2 separate regions of the Mus musculus genome follow, and region 1 is linked to region 2. Evidence: chromatin loops called from intact Hi-C (ENCODE). Cell type or tissue: gastrocnemius. All regions are shown on one strand. Links, peaks and the distances in the headings refer to the core of each region. The heading gives the core; the rest is flanking DNA.

Region 1 (8,341 bases), core at 47-8,046, 580 kb after region 2:
TCTTCAACGAATTAGAAGGAGCAATTTGCAAATTCATCTGGAATAACAAAAAACCGAGGATAGCAAAAACTCTTCTCAAGGATAAAAGAACCTCTGGTGGAATCACCATGCCTGACCTAAAGCTTTACTACAGAGCAATTGTGATAAAAACTGCATGGTACTGGTATAGAGACAGACAAGTGGACCAATGGAATAGAATTGAAGACCCAGAAATGAACCCACACACCTATGGTCACTTGATCTTCGACAAGGGAGCCAAAACCATCCAGTGGAAGAAAGACAGCATTTTCAACAATTGGTGCTGGCACAACTGGTTGTTATCATGTAGAAGAATGCGAATCGATCCATACTTATCTCCTTGTACTAAGGTCAAATCTAAGTGGATCAAGGAACTTCACATAAAACCAGAGACACTGAAACTTATAGAGGAGAAAGTGGGGAAAAGCCTTGAAGATATGGGCACAGGGGAAAAATTCCTGAACAGAACAGCAATGGCTTGTGCTGTAAGATCGAGAATTGACAAATGGGACCTAATGAAACTCCAAAGTTTCTGCAAGGCAAAAGACACTGTCTATAAGACAAAAAGACCACCAACAGACTGGGAAAGGATCTTTACCTATCCTAAATCAGATAGGGGACTAATATCCAGCATATATAAAGAACTCAAGAAGGTGGACCTCAGAAAATCAAATAACCCCCTTAAAAAATGGGGCTCAGAACTGAACAAAGAATTCTCACCTGAGGAATACCGAATGGCAGAGAAGCACCTGAAAAAATGTTCAACATCCTTAATCATCAGGGAAATGCAAATCAAAACAACCCTGAGATTCCACCTCACACCAGTGAGAATGGCTAAGATCAAAAATTCAGGTGACAGCAGATGCTGGCGAGGATGTGGAGAAAGAGGAACACTCCTCCATTGTTGGTGGGATTGCAGGCTTGTACAACCACTCTGGAAATCAGTCTGGCGGTTCCTCAGAAAATTGGACATAGTACTACCGGAGGATCCAGCAATACCTCTCCTGGGCATATATCCAGAAGAAGCCCCAACTGGTAAGAAGGACACATGCTCCACTATGTTCATAGCAGCCTTATTTATAATAGCCAGAAACTGGAAAGAACCCAGATGCCCCTCAACAGAGGAATGGATACAGAAAATGTGGTACATCTACACAATGGAGTACTACTCAGCTATTAAAAAGAATGAATTTATGAAATTCCTAGCCAAATGGATGGACCTGGAGAGCATCATCCTGAGTGAGGTAACACAATCACAAAGGAACTCACACAATATGTACTCACTGATAAGTGGATACTAGCCCAAAACCTAGGATACCCACGATATAAGATACAATTTCCTAAACACATGAAACTCAAGAAAAATGAAGACTGAAGTGTGGACACTATGCCCCTCCTTAGAAGTGGGAACAAAACACCCATGGAAGGAGTTACAGAAACAAAGTATGGAGCTGAGATGAAAGGATGGACCATGTAGAGACTGCCATATCCAGGGATCCACCCCATAATCAGCTTCCAAATGCTGACACCATTGCATACACTAGCAAGATTTTACTGAAAGGACCCAGATGTAGCTGTCTCTTGTGAGACTATGCCGGGGCCTAGCAAACACAGAAGTGGATGCTCACAGTCAGCTAATGGATGGATCACAGGGCTCCCAATGGAGGAGCTAGAGAAAGTACCCAAGGAGCTAAAGGGATCTTCAACCCTATAGGTGGAACAACATTATGAACTAACCAGTACCCCTGAGCTCTTGACTCTAGCTGCATATGTATCAAAAGATGGCCTAGTCGGCCATCACTGGAAAGAGAGGCCCATTGGACACGCAGACTTTGTGTGCCCCGGTACAGGGGAACGCCAGGGCCAAAGGGGGGGAGTGGGTGGGTAGGGGAGTGGGGGTGGGTGGGTAAGGGGGACTTTTGGTATAGCATTGGAAATGTAAATGAGCTAAATACCTAATAAAAAATGGAAAAAAAAAAAAATACCTCTTGGTTTATTCTTCAAAGAGAAAAAAACAAAAACAAAAAAGAAATGAAACTTTTTCTGTTTTTATTCTTGTTTTTTAATTATTTTATTTTTTAATCATCCCCCTGTTTGTTTCCACAGAGAATCAAACAAAAGGTGTTTTTTGCTGAGCTCTGGGAGGAGCCAGGAACTTGCTGTCTGGTACATGCCAAGCCGTGTCTGATTAAAATAGGAAGGCTCAGGAAGAAGAAAGCAGGAGACTGGGAAGGTGGAACTGAGGAAAAGAGATCCTGCCTGACAAACTCCTCAGTGAGAACAGTGAGAAAAAGGCTAACTTCGCTGTGAAGGGGGGTTCCACAGACACCTGTGCTGTGTGAAGACTGCAGGCAAAGCACAGCCCAACCCTCGAGAAACAGAGAGGCCCAATCATTATAAACCTAGTTTGTCTTTTTTCTAAGATGCTTTTAGTTCTAAGATGGAAGCAGGCTGGCTCTTCGGGTACTCACTGAGAGCCATGGATGAGGCAGATATGAATGGGCACAGGTCAATGGGATGGCATGAAACCAAGCCATAGAACAATCAGATGAGAAGTGAGGGTTGTCTTAGCCTCAGCAGTCATCAGCCCATCACGACATCTACTCTTCTAGAAGGCAGTGGCCTAAAGTGTCCCATATCTGTCATCTCAATGGGTTTTTGTGTGTCAGGACTTCTGAGACCACTACCAGGCAGGTCTGCCATGATCCTCCACAGAGGTCATTATTGAGCTGCAGTGATCTGAAGATTCCCTGGAGATTTAGGGCTGGAGTACAGGGTGGAGAGGATCATGGGGAAGAGCTATGTGCCTGTTCTCAGACAGGCTCTGGTTTGCTGGAAGAGAAATTCAGGAAGATTGAGGCTAAAGCTGCAGAATTCTACTTGACCTGGCCCTGGAGACACACACAATCCTATCCGTGAAATCCAAGTGTTCCTCGTGTCTGCAGGATTCATATGTTTCATGAGCACATGGAAGTCCTGCAGGATAGCTGCTTTGCCTGTCTCCTTCCCCAGGTCCTTCATATTTTCCAATTGACTATATCCTTTCTAGACCTTCTCTAGAATGTCCTATTGCCTTTCTCTCTAGTTATTCTATAAGAGTTTGTCGGAAGGGATGAGCCACTTGGTTGTGAAAACTTGCAGCCATTTTTGCTTCTCCCTCCCATAGTACTAACAGCAGAATTAAATCATTTAAACATCCACCCTAAGGTTTCCATATATCGCCATTATTCTTTGTCTCCCCCCGGTTGATGATAGCAAGTGGAGCCCAGTAACTAATGACTGAAACTGGAAGAATTCCGAAGATAAAGCATTTCCTAATTATCTCCATGACAGATGTTTTCTGGATTGCTTTTTCTTCTTTAACACACATTAAAAAAAAAAGATATACTTTGGGATGTGACCAAGTGCTTCCTTGTTATTTTTGAGAACATGAGAAATATTGAAAGAATTCCCACTGCATCTTCATTAGCTTGGCCAAATAGAAAATGTCACGGAAAGCCTTTGTGTATTTAATGGTGTGCTGGGGTAGGAATGGATGTTGTCTCCAGCCTCCCAGTTGGCACGCACATGCACAATCACAGAGCCCATGCTACTTGTAATCCTTGCTGATTTATAGTCTTTGAATCATAATTGTTAAGACTGTAAGTGTGACATCCTATTTAAATAATATATGTTTAATTTATAGACATGTATACCTTCCAAGAAAATGAAATTATGACATTTGTATGCATGATTAGAAGCTGCACAAAGTATAGTTACTAAAAAAGCAATGGAAAGTGTGGTGTGGTGTGGTGCTACCAAAAGTACCTCCTGTCAAGCCTGCACAACAGGCAGATGCCTTTTCTCATCTAGATACTGTCAGTCTCATTATCTCAGGGAATAACTTAGCAAAGCATCATGCAAAAAACCCCTTCTCTGTTCTGAACGTATGGAAAGTAAGAGTCAGAGTCAACATCTGTGCCCAGAAGAGGAGGACACATCTTAGCACCTCGCTCTGTTTTCCTGAAGGTGAGCCCCATGATAATTAGAGAATCTCTAAAACTGATGTTGCTGGGTATTACTGAAGTTGTTGGCTTTCACATACAGCTTCTCTTCCAATCCAACCTGGAAACATCAAGAGATAAATTATGTTTCGAATTTTGATACACTGTTTATCGGTTCCCTGTTGGACTCTAAGGGAACAGACCGAATGTTCTCTAGTGTAGTTACACAGTTGTAGCAGGTAAACCTGCCCCTGAAAGCAGCCCCATGATCTCAGATGAACTTAGAGATGGATTATTCTTCAAAGACTGCCAGGGATAGACATGGCTGGAGAGGTGCTGCTTGGTTTTTGTGGGCTGGAGCAGAGCAGGGTTTTGATGCCAGTACAGAAGGTCAGGGCACCATGAATACTCCTCTTTGTTACAAAACTGTGCGAGAAATATATGTTTTAGGGAGCCATAATAATGTTGCACAAAAGTAAATATCTGAATATAATTTAATCACCTCATCCAGAAAAAGACAACTCAAATAAGGAAGCGTTAGAGGACAAGAGGAAAATCTGTCCCATTTTAAAGTATCTTAACCACAATATTAAATGTATTGAGTGCATGGGATAGGTTTTACAAATATTTTATGAATGAAAAATGCAATACAGTAGTTACACAAACTTTTGAGTTATAAATTTAGCCTTCTTCTGTGCTTAGCAGATGAAGCTGGCTCTTCTCAGTTAAAACCACACATGAAGAGTCAGACGAAAATTTTACCTTGGATGGGGTCAGGGTCAGAGATGGTCATGCTGCCCCCTGGTGGCTATTTCAGAGACCATGCTGAGGCTCAGAGTGACAGGCGAATAGTCCCTTCTATGGTCAAAGGGCTGAGTCTTGGGCATTTGGAGAGATAGATGCTTTAATTGGACCTGTCTAGAAGAAATGCCACTAAGCCATCTGGTTGATTCCTGTGAGGGTCCATCCTCCCGCTGCTATGGGAGAAGCGGCAGAGCACAGAGAGTTAGGATTGGAGAGCGACATCCTCTCTCACTGGAGTGAGTGGCAAGCCATCCCTCAAGTGTGTGCTCTGACTGGTTCCATCGATTCCATCCTTAATCAGCAGTCTGCCCTGGCCTCTCCTCCTCTCTACACACTCCCATCTTTTGTTAACCCAGTTCCTCTCCCAAGAGTCCAAGTCCAGATCTACTTTTCGTTTACAAATCCTTAAAAGTTTATTCCTTGTAGGTATTATACTTATGTTTGTTTGATTTTTTGAGATTATAATTTAATTACAACTTTTATCCTTTCTTTATCTCCCACCAACACTCCTCCCCCCACCCCCATCCCCTGCTTGCTCTCCTTCAAATTCCCGGCCTCTTATGTCACCAATTTTTACTGAATGCATGTGAGTATTTATACATACATGTCTATTTCTAATTATAAGCTGTTGAGTCCATATAACGTTGCTTGTGTGAATGTTTTCAGAGATGAGCTTTGGCACTGGGCAGCCGGTTGATGCGCTCTTCCATGGGGAAGGTCGCCTCTCCTGCTCTTAGCTTTACTATGCTCGCTGGGTTTCCTTGTGTAGAGTCAGGGTCTCACGTTTCCTGCCCTGTTTGCTGTGTTCATTAGTGTCGATCAAATTTCCTCCCAGATCCTTCCCACATCCCCACTCATCCAACTCCACTCCTTTCTCTCTTTAAAACTAGACAAAACAAACAAATACAAGCAAACAGCAAACAAACCACAACAAACCTTCACAGCTGCCTGTAGGAAAGCCAGGCACGCACTGAGCTGGTGACTGAATGGCAGAGATGAGGAGCTAAGAGGCAAGTACCTAGTCATGGTTCCCCAGTGCAGGCAGACTGTAGGGAAGGCATAGTGCAGTGTGCGCCTTTGTACCGTTTCAAACTTGTCCATTAAATCCATAAGCACTATGATATGTTTGGGGAGACCTTTCCAAATAAACTTGCTACCCGTCTTTCTGTGGGGCAAAGATAGAAAGAAATAAAGTCCTATAATTCACGAATGATGAAAGGCACCTCCATTCTGTTTGAATGCTAAAATGACACTCTCCAAGGTCAGGCTGTCAGGCAGCAGGAATCTTGTGACAGATTGTGCCTGGCCTCATTTCCATATGAAAGGTAAGCTCCTTTACCTCTGTGGAAAGAAATTCTGGCTTTTTTGCTTCAAACCCATTTCACTATTTAAACTCCTTTTTGTTGTTGTTCAAAACATGTTGGAGCATTGGGCCCACATGCCACAGAACTGGCTGTATTGGGTGGCGAGAACACAGCAGTTTAGTGTGTCTGCATATCAGAACCCTTAGTACCCAATCCTATGTGTCTAAATGGACAGTCAGGGATGGTCACGGAAGGTGAATGTAGATGCAATGTACCCATACGGAATGTTTGTACAGAACACTTAGTCCCACCTTAGTTCAGCCCAGCTGAACATTGGGCAGGTGAGGCTGGAATGCTTAACATTCTTTCAGGAAAGTGGCTCGGGACAGGACTGCTCAGTCCAAGGCAGAGCCAGACTTTCAAAAAACAGTTTCAATGTAGGTTTAAGCTCAGGAAAGTCTAATAGAAGCATGGTGACACAGGCCTGGAACACATTGGTTTTGGCTGAATTGTGTTTTCCCAAACGGGTGCATTGAGTCATTGATCCCCAGAATGTGAAACCTCATTTGGAGATAAAGTCCTTGTAGATAATTCAGTTGGTGTAAGGTCATTAAGAAAAGCTCCAATCTCCTTTTGCTGATGTCCAAATAAGAACAGAAAATTGTGACGAGACAGCAAAAGCTGATGTAGTTGCAAGCCAAGGACAGTAAAGACTTCTGGTTGCCAGCAGAAGCTGAGACAGAGATTTGACCCTACAGGTGACGGACAGGAGGAGGAAGCCAGGACGGCAGCCTTAGCAACTCCTTACTTTCAGGCTTCCTCCCCACTGAGCTAAGACACAACATATTTGTGCAGCATTAAGCCAAAGACTGGTATTTTGCTCCTAACGTGAAAATTCTAGGAATCAAATAGAGCCATTTTTTTTTCATGATCATGTGAATGCCATGATCAGAGTCTCTTATCACATATCAACAGACTTGTCTTTGGTTGATCATTCAGTGTCGATGGATCACATTCTAATAACAAGAAATCCCAAAGACCCATAATTTACCTCACCCATTTATTCATGAGCTATGCAACTTGACAGAATTTCTGCTAATGAATTTTTGAGCTTACTTTAAAAAAATAATAAAATGTGTCAAAATACTTTTTTTTTTTTTACAAAAAACAGTGTTATTTATATATAAGCTGATGTTCAAAATAACTCAGAGGTGTACAGGATCTGGAGCAAATGTCAGGTGGTGTGAGGTGAGCCAGGTGGTAGGTCCATGAGGATTCACACAGAATTCTCTTCACTTTTCTTGGGCTGGAAATTTCCATACTCTAAAAAACAGAAAGATTAGCTGATCTTGGTAGATTGCGACTAAGCCTCCAGCAGTTTTCTCAGTGTGAAAGGGTGTGATATCTCTCTCATTAGCAGTTTTTCCACAAGTGGATTGGATAGCTGCAGTGGGTTTTATATTGAAGTGAAGAAGCACATTATCTGGTTTCTTACGAGATGTAAGCACCTTGGCTTAGTTGAGACTCAGTTCCATTTAGAATCTCACTTATACTTCAGGATAGCACCTTGCCTGCCATGACTAACCTCTCTATGTACATTTTCTCTGAATTCTGATTGCTTTTACTTTAAGAGTAGTGTGTTGACATAGGAGTGCACACAAGTCCCTCTGTTTCTTCTCTCCTTACTGGTGGCACATAGTCACCACGGAAGCAGTAACTTCAGTTACCAGGCAACTAACTGCAATTGTCTCTTGCATGTTGCCACAAGCCACTTGCAAATTTGCACATCTCCACAATAGCATGATCATACTCGTGGCCCTCAACTTTAAAAATCAATTTTCCCCTTGCGCCCATAGCGAAAATGACTTTGAATTTCACAAAAGCAAGTTTTATCATGACAGAAACAGAACTGACTAAGGGTTGTAAGTCACTCCTTAATGTGCAAGTGAGCGAATTAAAATCATGGGTGATGTTTATTGAGATAGGAACCTCCCATGGTCAGTTCTCTTGGTGAAGGCACACCATTGTAGTTTTTAGTATCTGACAACAGGCCTCCGTGGAGGGAGTGTGATATTCAGAAGATGGAAAGGTATAGAGACACAGGTTTATTAGCATGAATCTGAAACAACACATGTTTGGTAATCATACCAAAATGAATACTAATGCACAAGCCAACACATGCAGCTCGCACTCCTCTTTCATGCCTGGGAGGCAGCATCGGACACCGGAGTG
Region 2 (8,341 bases), core at 152-8,151:
TTCTTCTGCATCCAACTCTGACCAAAGATCCTCTTCAAGTCATTCAGGCAGGCAGTTGGAAAGGCTGGCACGGACTATTAAGAAGCAGTTGTTGTTTTGTTCTAACAGAATTGTGTTAAGAATGAAAATGCATCCTGGAGCAATTAAAGCCAGATTAATAAGGTACTCAAAGTGGGCTTTAAGATCACCTTGCTGGGGTTTCTGATTTTCGCTATGATGGGTGGTATCTAGCAGAGCAAATGTCTCCGATCCTAGATGTAAAACACGGCATTTTAAAGCATTCTCTAAGCTCCCTGTAAGGTAACCTCCCTGCTAAAATAAATGCCAAGACAGCAACCCTGAGCAGCAGTGGAAATCTACCCCGGCCACTGAACTTGAAGGTCAACAATGCCTGAGAGCAACCAACTGCATTGTGTGGACCCTGCCATTCTACACTCTATGCTCCCCTGCAGCATTTAGTGGTTTTGAAATAAAGCTGGACAAAAGGCTTAAAATCCCCATCAGAATGGAACAGCTGGGCACTGCTTCAGACTGTCTCAGAGCAGTCAGGATGCAACATTTGATTTAGATTGTTAATCAATCCAGCTAGGGCTTGGAGAGAGGACCTAGGCAGTCTGAGTCACTTGTCCTCCCTCAGCCTTTACTGTCCAAGAGATTCAGTTTGAGGAGTAGGTGGGACTTTCCTAAGCACTAGAGAAACGAGCTGTCATGAAGGAAGGAAGGATCTGATAGACATCATGGACTCTCAGCGGTGCCATCTGAGAGCTTGAGGGCCAGGCCCTGAGAAGTGTGCAAGACAGAAGAGACCACAACTCTGAAAGTGTCAAAACATTAAACTATTCTCAATTCACAAGCTAAAGAGAGAACTATCTCACCCCCACTAGAGCTGCATACTTCTTTGCTCTGTCAGCTCAGAGGGCATAAGAGAATTAGTGTGTCCCAGCACCACAGAGCATAGCTAGTTTCAATTCTTGTTGCCAACAAGAGGAGCTAAGGGCTTCTGGGAAAATGGCCAATTCCAGGATCAGTGCAGGAAATAGGTGGAGCATCTATTGGAGAAGCAGAGTAAGTGCATGTGGTGGTTTGAATATGCTGGCCCAGGGAGTGGCACTATTAGGAGGTGTAGCCTTGTCAGAGTAGGTATGTCATTGTGGGCATGGGCTTTAGCATCCTACCTGCCCAGAAATCAGTATTCTCCTATTTTCCCTGAGAACAAGATATAGGACTCTCAGATTCTCCTACACCATGCCTGCCTGGACACTGCCATGCTCCCATCTTGATGATAATGGGTTGAACCTCTGAATCTGTAAGCCAGCCCCAATTAAATATAATGTTGTCCTTTATAAGAGATGTCTTGGTCATGGTGTCTGTTCACAGCAGTAAAACTCTAACTAAAATGGTGCATGAGGGTATCAGAGAGACCCACAGCAACGGGGCCACATCCAAAGGACAATGGAGAAAACACAAAGGACAGTCAATTCCAAGGCTGGGGCAGTTGGAATCATAGAACATAAAGTGTAAAATAGATACTTAGCATCATGCTAGATGTGCATAAATGACTGAGGATGGAAATACATAAATAAAAAGATAATTTTTCATACAGAAGCCTGATTAATTTTTGGAGAAACAAAGATCTTCAGGTAGAATTTTAATTATTTTTAAAAAAAATCAAAAAAAATGCTTAACTGAAAAAATACTTATCTTTAATTTCTCCTGAAGACAGACTTTGAGAGGCAGTTCCCTTACTAAGTCAAAACTTGCAAACAAGCAGTGGTTAGTGGGACATCTGGGTAATTTACTATCAGACTCCTGGAAGATTCCACCCAGATTCAAGACCTATGAAGTTTGAATAAGTACATTTTTCCCTTGTGACATGTCCCCAGACCTTTGCCTGTGGTTTGCCTACAATTCCCACTCTGGCTCATGTGTGAGGCAGCTGCCCTTTTGCTGCTGGCACTATTGAGGGAGATGGTGAAGCTTAAGGAGGTGGACCCCATGATGGATGTTTTTGGTTGTCAACTTGACTACACCTGGAATTAACTAAAACCGAAATGGCTGGGTGAACCTGTGAGAGATTTTTTTTCTTCATTAAGTCATTTGAAGTGGGGAGATCCACTTCTTATCTACATCTTTGAGTTGTGAAGATCCATCTTTGATCTGAACTATACCTTCTGCTAGAAGCCTATATAAAGGAGATTAAAAGAAAGAAGCCTGCTTTCTTTCTCTTTGCCTGTTTGCCCTCACTCTGGCCAGCAACTCCATTCCTTCACTAGCATTAAAGCTTACTTCTTTGGGATTCTGATGGATACTAAAAACCAGGAAAGCCATCCAGCCTTGAATACTTGGTCCTTCCATTGTTTGGCAGCCATTGTTCGACTAGCTGGACCAAAACCTGTAAGCCATTCTAATAAATCCTTTATCTCTATCTAATCTAAATCATCTAGGTAGCCATGTATCTACGAATTATTAATGTATCTATCTATCTATCTATCTATATATCTATCTATATATCTACTCTATAAATTGTTTCTCTAGAAAATCCTTGCTAATATAAGTTCTTACCTGGAGGAAGTAGGTGACTGGTAGAGATAATTGCAGAGCTCACACATGGCCCATCTTTCCTCTTTCTGCCTTCTGTCCTCCATGAGGTAGAGGGCTGCTTCTTTTTTGCACACATGCCACCATTGCATTTTGCTCAAGTGCATGAGTCCAAGCTGCCATAGCTGCTTGTGAGACACTGCGGAAATCACTTTTTGATAAAGTGTTCTCATTTGGTGTTTTGATCACAACGATACAGAAGAAACTAATACAGTTCTCAATACTCATGAATTCATCTTGCATCTTTTGCCTTTGTTTTTTGTGTTTCTGCAACTATTATACTAAACTGTTCTGTATCTTATTTTTAAAACATACTCCGGGGGTCTGTGGTAAACATAGAAGGGCATGTTAAAGAGGCATTGATAGATGCAGGGCTGCTTTCCTGATGCTCACATTTCAAAGGATGACTCCGTGTTTCTTGAAAATGACAGTCCTGAATTGCAAAACCAAGCTGGGGCTTTGAGAAGATTTACATCAATCAGAGGGGACAGAGGAAGTAGCCTATGTATGCACTCTGAGAACAGTGCCTGGGTACTGAAGTTCAGTTGTATTTAGGAAATATTGGGCTGTTTAAGTTGGGATCTGTGCTTTGTAGCCATGGGTGCATCTGACATTTCTAGATGGCCAAGAGAGCAGAAGTGAGTCAGGGGTTAGGCCAGGGCATGCACAGGCTTGAAAACCCTGATCCAAGGACTAATCTGTATTCTTTAAGGAGTCCTTGAGAGATTTTACACTTGGGAAATAGATGATCAGGCTTATAAATTAGCAGAATAGGGGAAAAGAAGGACTGATGCGGCTCAGACAGGGCTATAGAATAGTAATCGGATGCAGAGAGTCTTCTTGTTCACCACTTAGAGCATGTGGGTGTTTATTATTCCCACTTTCTCATGTTAAACCAAAGACTCCACGTGTTTAAATTCCCTCCCAAATGTTGTAGCTTCAGTACGTGTGGGCACTTTTAAGCTCAATCTGTCTCCCGAGAAGTCCAAAACTCACTTGGCAGCGAGGCTGCAGAACCTGTGTGGTCGCCAGACAGTGTGTGGGGTTTGCAGTGTAGGAGACAGGGTGACAAGTGAGTGGTACCCTGGACATATGCCACCGGCATGACTGTGGAAGACGGCAAAGCCAGCCAGTATTAGTGTCATCTGGCTGAGGATGGACGTCAGCTCCTAAAAGCATCCTCCTGGCCCACACCAGCTGTGTTCGCTTTCCTAGATTGAGGGAGACAATTCATATAAAAAAACTTCACTCACTGTGGGATCCTCAGAGTCAAAGGCTAGTACATTAAGAGAATAGACATCGTTTATAACTCAGTTTCCACTTAAAATATACCGGGGTAGATTATAATGCAGTGGAGTCCCATCATGAATTATTTATAAGTAGAGGAGTTTCTTCCTGTTTTATAACTGCGGATTTCCATAATTTGGAGCTGTCTGTGGATGACTCTAAAGCAGTCTGTAAGATATTTTTTTTTAAAAAAGAGAGAAAAAAAAGGAAATGGTTTGAGAAAATATCGGCTTTCATGCGCATTCCTTAGAATATTTTGTATTTTAAGTTAAGGAAGACTCACTTGAAGGCAGTATTGGATTTGATGGGTAGAAGTGTGGCATGGAGGAGCCTCAGGTCCTGGCTCTAGTGCACCCAGGCTGTGTCATTCCCAGGGCTTCACCCTACCTGGTGTTTGTTTCAGGCTGTCCCTGGCATTACTCTCCATGCTCCGTGACTGTCCCAACCCATCTTCACATAGCTGGAGACTTTCCTTAGCCTCCCCAGGCTCCAATGCCCCCATTTCATAGCTCCAGAAAGGAGATGACTACCAGGGCTGAGATCTATGTTTTTGTACGTGTGTGTGTGTGCGCGCGTGTGTGTGTGTGTGCGTGTGCGTGTGCATGTGTGTGTGTGTGTGTGTGTGTGTGTGTGTGTGTGTGTAACTCCGCGCGCTGGGCTTGGCAGCACATCTCTTTACCTGCCGAGCATCTCGCAGGCCCCAGGACCTCTGCTGATCCGCTGGATACTGAGGATCCAGGGGATGCTCTGTTTTATGTGATTTGTTCAATATTCCCATTGCCCTTCATTAGACTCCTTTCTTTATGTTGTGTTAGGTCCCTTATAACCTTTTTTTTTTCACATGGGAATCATTTTTGTTTTATTTGTTTACTGACTGTTTTTCCTTTTTATTTTAACAATCATTTCTTAGGTGGTACAATGTTACTTTTTTTTTTTTCTATGAACGTTCTCCTTACAATTTCAAATTAAAAAAAAAAAAAAAAACCGCCCCAGAAGCTAGAGAGATTGCTCAGTGGTTAGGAGCACTTGTTGCTCTTTCAGGGAAGTTTGGATCAATTCCTAGCATCCACATGATGGCTCACGATCTCCAGTTTCAGAGAATTCCACACTCTAGAAGAATACCCTTCATGAGCAGCAGGCGTTTATGAGATGCACAGACCTGCATACAGGCACAATATCCATTCCAGTAGAATTAAATAAACACACACACACACACAAACATGCACATGTATGTGTGTGCACACGCATGCATATGCACACCCATGCATACACTCATGTGTGCACATGCACACACCTAGACTACACAGCAGCACTGAATGTATGCTCACTCATCAGTGTTTTTTGATTGCACAAGATTCTCTTCATTGGTCTGTTTGAAAGTTACGCCTTCATACCTTTCCAGCACATTGAGGGAAGTTCCATTTGAGTCAGAATAATCCAACCATAGGCTATGCAGAATGAGGATGACATTCTGCCATGTGGCATTTACATCCTTCCATGGGGGACGCATTTTTAAGGTGCTTACTTTTTGAAATGCTGAAGTGAAAGTAAAAGAGGGACGCCGTTCTGGAAATATGTGTCCTTTCTGTCACCTCCAAGTTGTTGATTCCTCAGAAAGATTTCAATTCCATTATGTATCACCAAGTATTATATAAACTGTCACTTTCACTTAAGTTCTAATTTATTTATTTGTTAGTTAAGTTTATTTATGTGTATGCTTTCTTTTTTCTGTGTCCTCAGTGAGTTCTGTCTCAACTAGATAAATTTAGATTCTCTTGCAGTGATACCTTTTAACCACGTGGAGTCCTGACTGTGGGTCATTTACAGAAATCAGATAAAGGAGCCAGATACAGAGCACCTAGCTCAAGGCCACAAGTCTGAGAGATAATCATGATAGATTGTGATAATATTGCAAAGCAATACACTCTCATAAGCAAGTGACCACACACTCCAGATGTTAAAGAATATCTGCTATTTCAAGGTAGACACTAGGCACTAACTGTGCCACAAGCTTCTACAAGGCTATTGTCCCAAATATAAAGGTTCCTTTAAAGCATAGAGTATCTGGGTGAATGATACCCGAGGACAGGCCATGCATGACCCTTTACCATAAACATCATGCAGTTTAGTCCTTGGATGAAAAAAAAACTGCCTTTAGATAGGAAATCAAAGTGACTACAGTTTAAAATTCATCTCTTAAGACCCTGTTTTTCCTTTGACATGACTGATCTGTAGAGACTTCTCACTTATGGTATGCACTTCAGTGTGGGTGCTTACACCGATCAGCCTCAAGAAATGTGTACTCCAGAAGTACAATGTGGGGAAAATGTGGAGTGAGAGGTCAGTGTGGGAAACACTCCTTGGTTTCCTTAGTAATAGTTATCTATCACTGTAACCTGGAGGGAACTTTATAGATTTTCTGTAAATGGATTCTGAGGTCTATAAATTATACTTAGAGAAGAGATTATCCTGTTATGTCAAATTCCAGCTAACACAAGGGTAATGTGTTGGCACACAGGTCCCCTGCTTCAGTGACTTTATTCAATCCTATTTCCAACATTTATTATGTCTTATGATCTTAGGACTTCACCAATAATAATCATTATTTTAGGCATTTATTTTTAGGAGACATTCTCCTCTGACCATTAGAGTATTGCTATTTAATGGAGTGGAAGTGTCAGTCTTTGCCTTGGCTTTCAGCCTCCAGTAAGGACACATTTTATTTGTTCTATACATACTCATGAAGTCACCCCTATTCTCTCTCTCTAAGATTCTACAGTTTTAGAGAAGGAACTACGCCTTCCATCGTGTGGATCATCAAACCAGACTTGTGGCTATCAGTGCTAATGAACATCTAATAAGTAAACACAAAGCAACAAGAGAATTGGATTTCATGAGCCAACATATTAAGGCTCAGTGGACACAGACCTTCCATGGGAGGCAAAATAGACAAGTGTTAATGGCCACACTTTTCCTAGGGTATTAACAAGTCGTCAGTCTTGCCATTTAGCAAGTATTCTGTGCCCTTTCTAAGTGGAAGAAAGCCATGTTCTCTATTATAGACCTTGACTGAAACTTTAATTATTCATATAATTTTACCCTATTATAATACAGCTCATTATTCATGTCAAATGTGTTAATATATGAAAGTCCTGCTGTCCACTGGAACTAAGCAAGATGCTGTGGGGGCAGAATTAAAATCAAAGGACAAAATGCACAGCCTACCCATCTTTAATATATTCTTACATTTAATAACCTCAGATTATCTCCTGATTTATTATATATACATATTACAAATATCAGAAATAATTCAAATATCTTATAACCCAGTGGAGGTGGCAGATTTCATAAACAGACAATTTCAGTATTAATCTGTTTTGGTGATTTGCAAATAGCAGATGAGCAGAAACAGCCTGTTCTAGGTTCAGGAACTCATGGCTGTAGGTGCACATTAGAAGACAGCATGTATAAGCAGTGGTTGCTTGGAAGGCTTCCAGGGAACAGTGTGGTGATAGCAGGTGCACAGATAAAGAGCCTTGATTTTTGAGGTGTAAGGAGGTTAGAATATCTATAGGTGAGCTGGGTACTAAAGGGGTTCATGGGTTCACTGAATTTAGACTGTTAATGAGAGATGAGCTGGATAAGGCTGGGGTAAAGCTTATTGCTGATGACCTAAGCTCAACACAAGTTAATGCCTTACTCCACAGCTATCTGTTTTATGGATATGGTGTTAATTGTATCTGCCATTGGTGTTCACTTCGATGTTTCTACGTGTGCACCAAATGTTCACACTTGGTCAGGAAACATCTAGTAGGTAGCAAGGCAAATCCCTAGCACCATTCCTGCAAGGCAGATAATGGTAGTGGTCTAAGGGATTCCTGAGTTTGTTCCCTGGCACAAAGAAAGAACATCTAGAAAGATGGAAGAGCAAGTTACAGAGAAAGGGAAACTTTATACTGTCAGCATGTGAGAAGCCTAAGACTGGAAGTCCTTTCGATGCAGGCTAGCTTGGGTATTTTTTTTTTTTTCCGAGACAGGGTTTCTCTGTATAAAAGGGTCCTTGGGACTTCTCCTTGTGTTTATCGCCATGTCTAGGTATTGACCCTGTGCCTGCCCGTTGATTCTCCTCAGTCTTCTGGGAACAAGAAGTAACCAACTATGGGAGCCTGCCTTAGGTCTCTGTGCCTACTGTATTATTCTAACCCCACATCACCATGAAGTGGGGCCACAGCCTGGGATGCTTTGGTCTTGGGTTTGGACTATTGTAGTCCTATGATGCCTTGGTTGCCTTAGTGATTGTAAGTTAAAACTAGAGAACTTGACAATGACTTTTTTTCCTGTCTCCTCCTGTTCATGACACAGGTAACTTCCATTCACAATTCATGGCCCAGACTCTGTCACATGTCCTTTGCCAATGACAAGAGTTAGGGGTGATTATTACTCTATGGTCAATGGA

Evidence for each region. Hi-C counts contacts between places; a loop is a spot of excess contacts. Peaks named below come from ENCODE experiments on the same cell type or tissue, not always from the same donor. Only the 100,000 strongest peaks of a DNase experiment are listed, where the experiment ranks them.
Region 1: a loop joins it to region 2, with 4 times the contacts of the local background. A loop is called at or near these places in 15 of 42 quality-filtered maps.

Annotation. Positions count from the first base shown.
Region 1 is chr8:9,345,438-9,353,778 of GRCm38, reverse strand. All of the region lies in intron 1 of Fam155a (family with sequence similarity 155, member A), which reads left to right. Among named protein-coding and RNA genes, the nearest start is that of Gm39128, 180 kb to the right of the region's middle. In gastrocnemius, for the core only: a CTCF peak has its summit at 4,812 (motif pointing left); a DNase peak (open chromatin) is centred at 4,813.
Region 2 is chr8:9,925,591-9,933,931 of GRCm38, reverse strand. No RefSeq gene overlaps it. Among named protein-coding and RNA genes, the nearest start is that of Lig4, 47 kb to the left of the region's middle. In gastrocnemius, for the core only: no CTCF peak of the experiment used is centred there; DNase peaks (open chromatin) are centred at 1,009 and 3,673.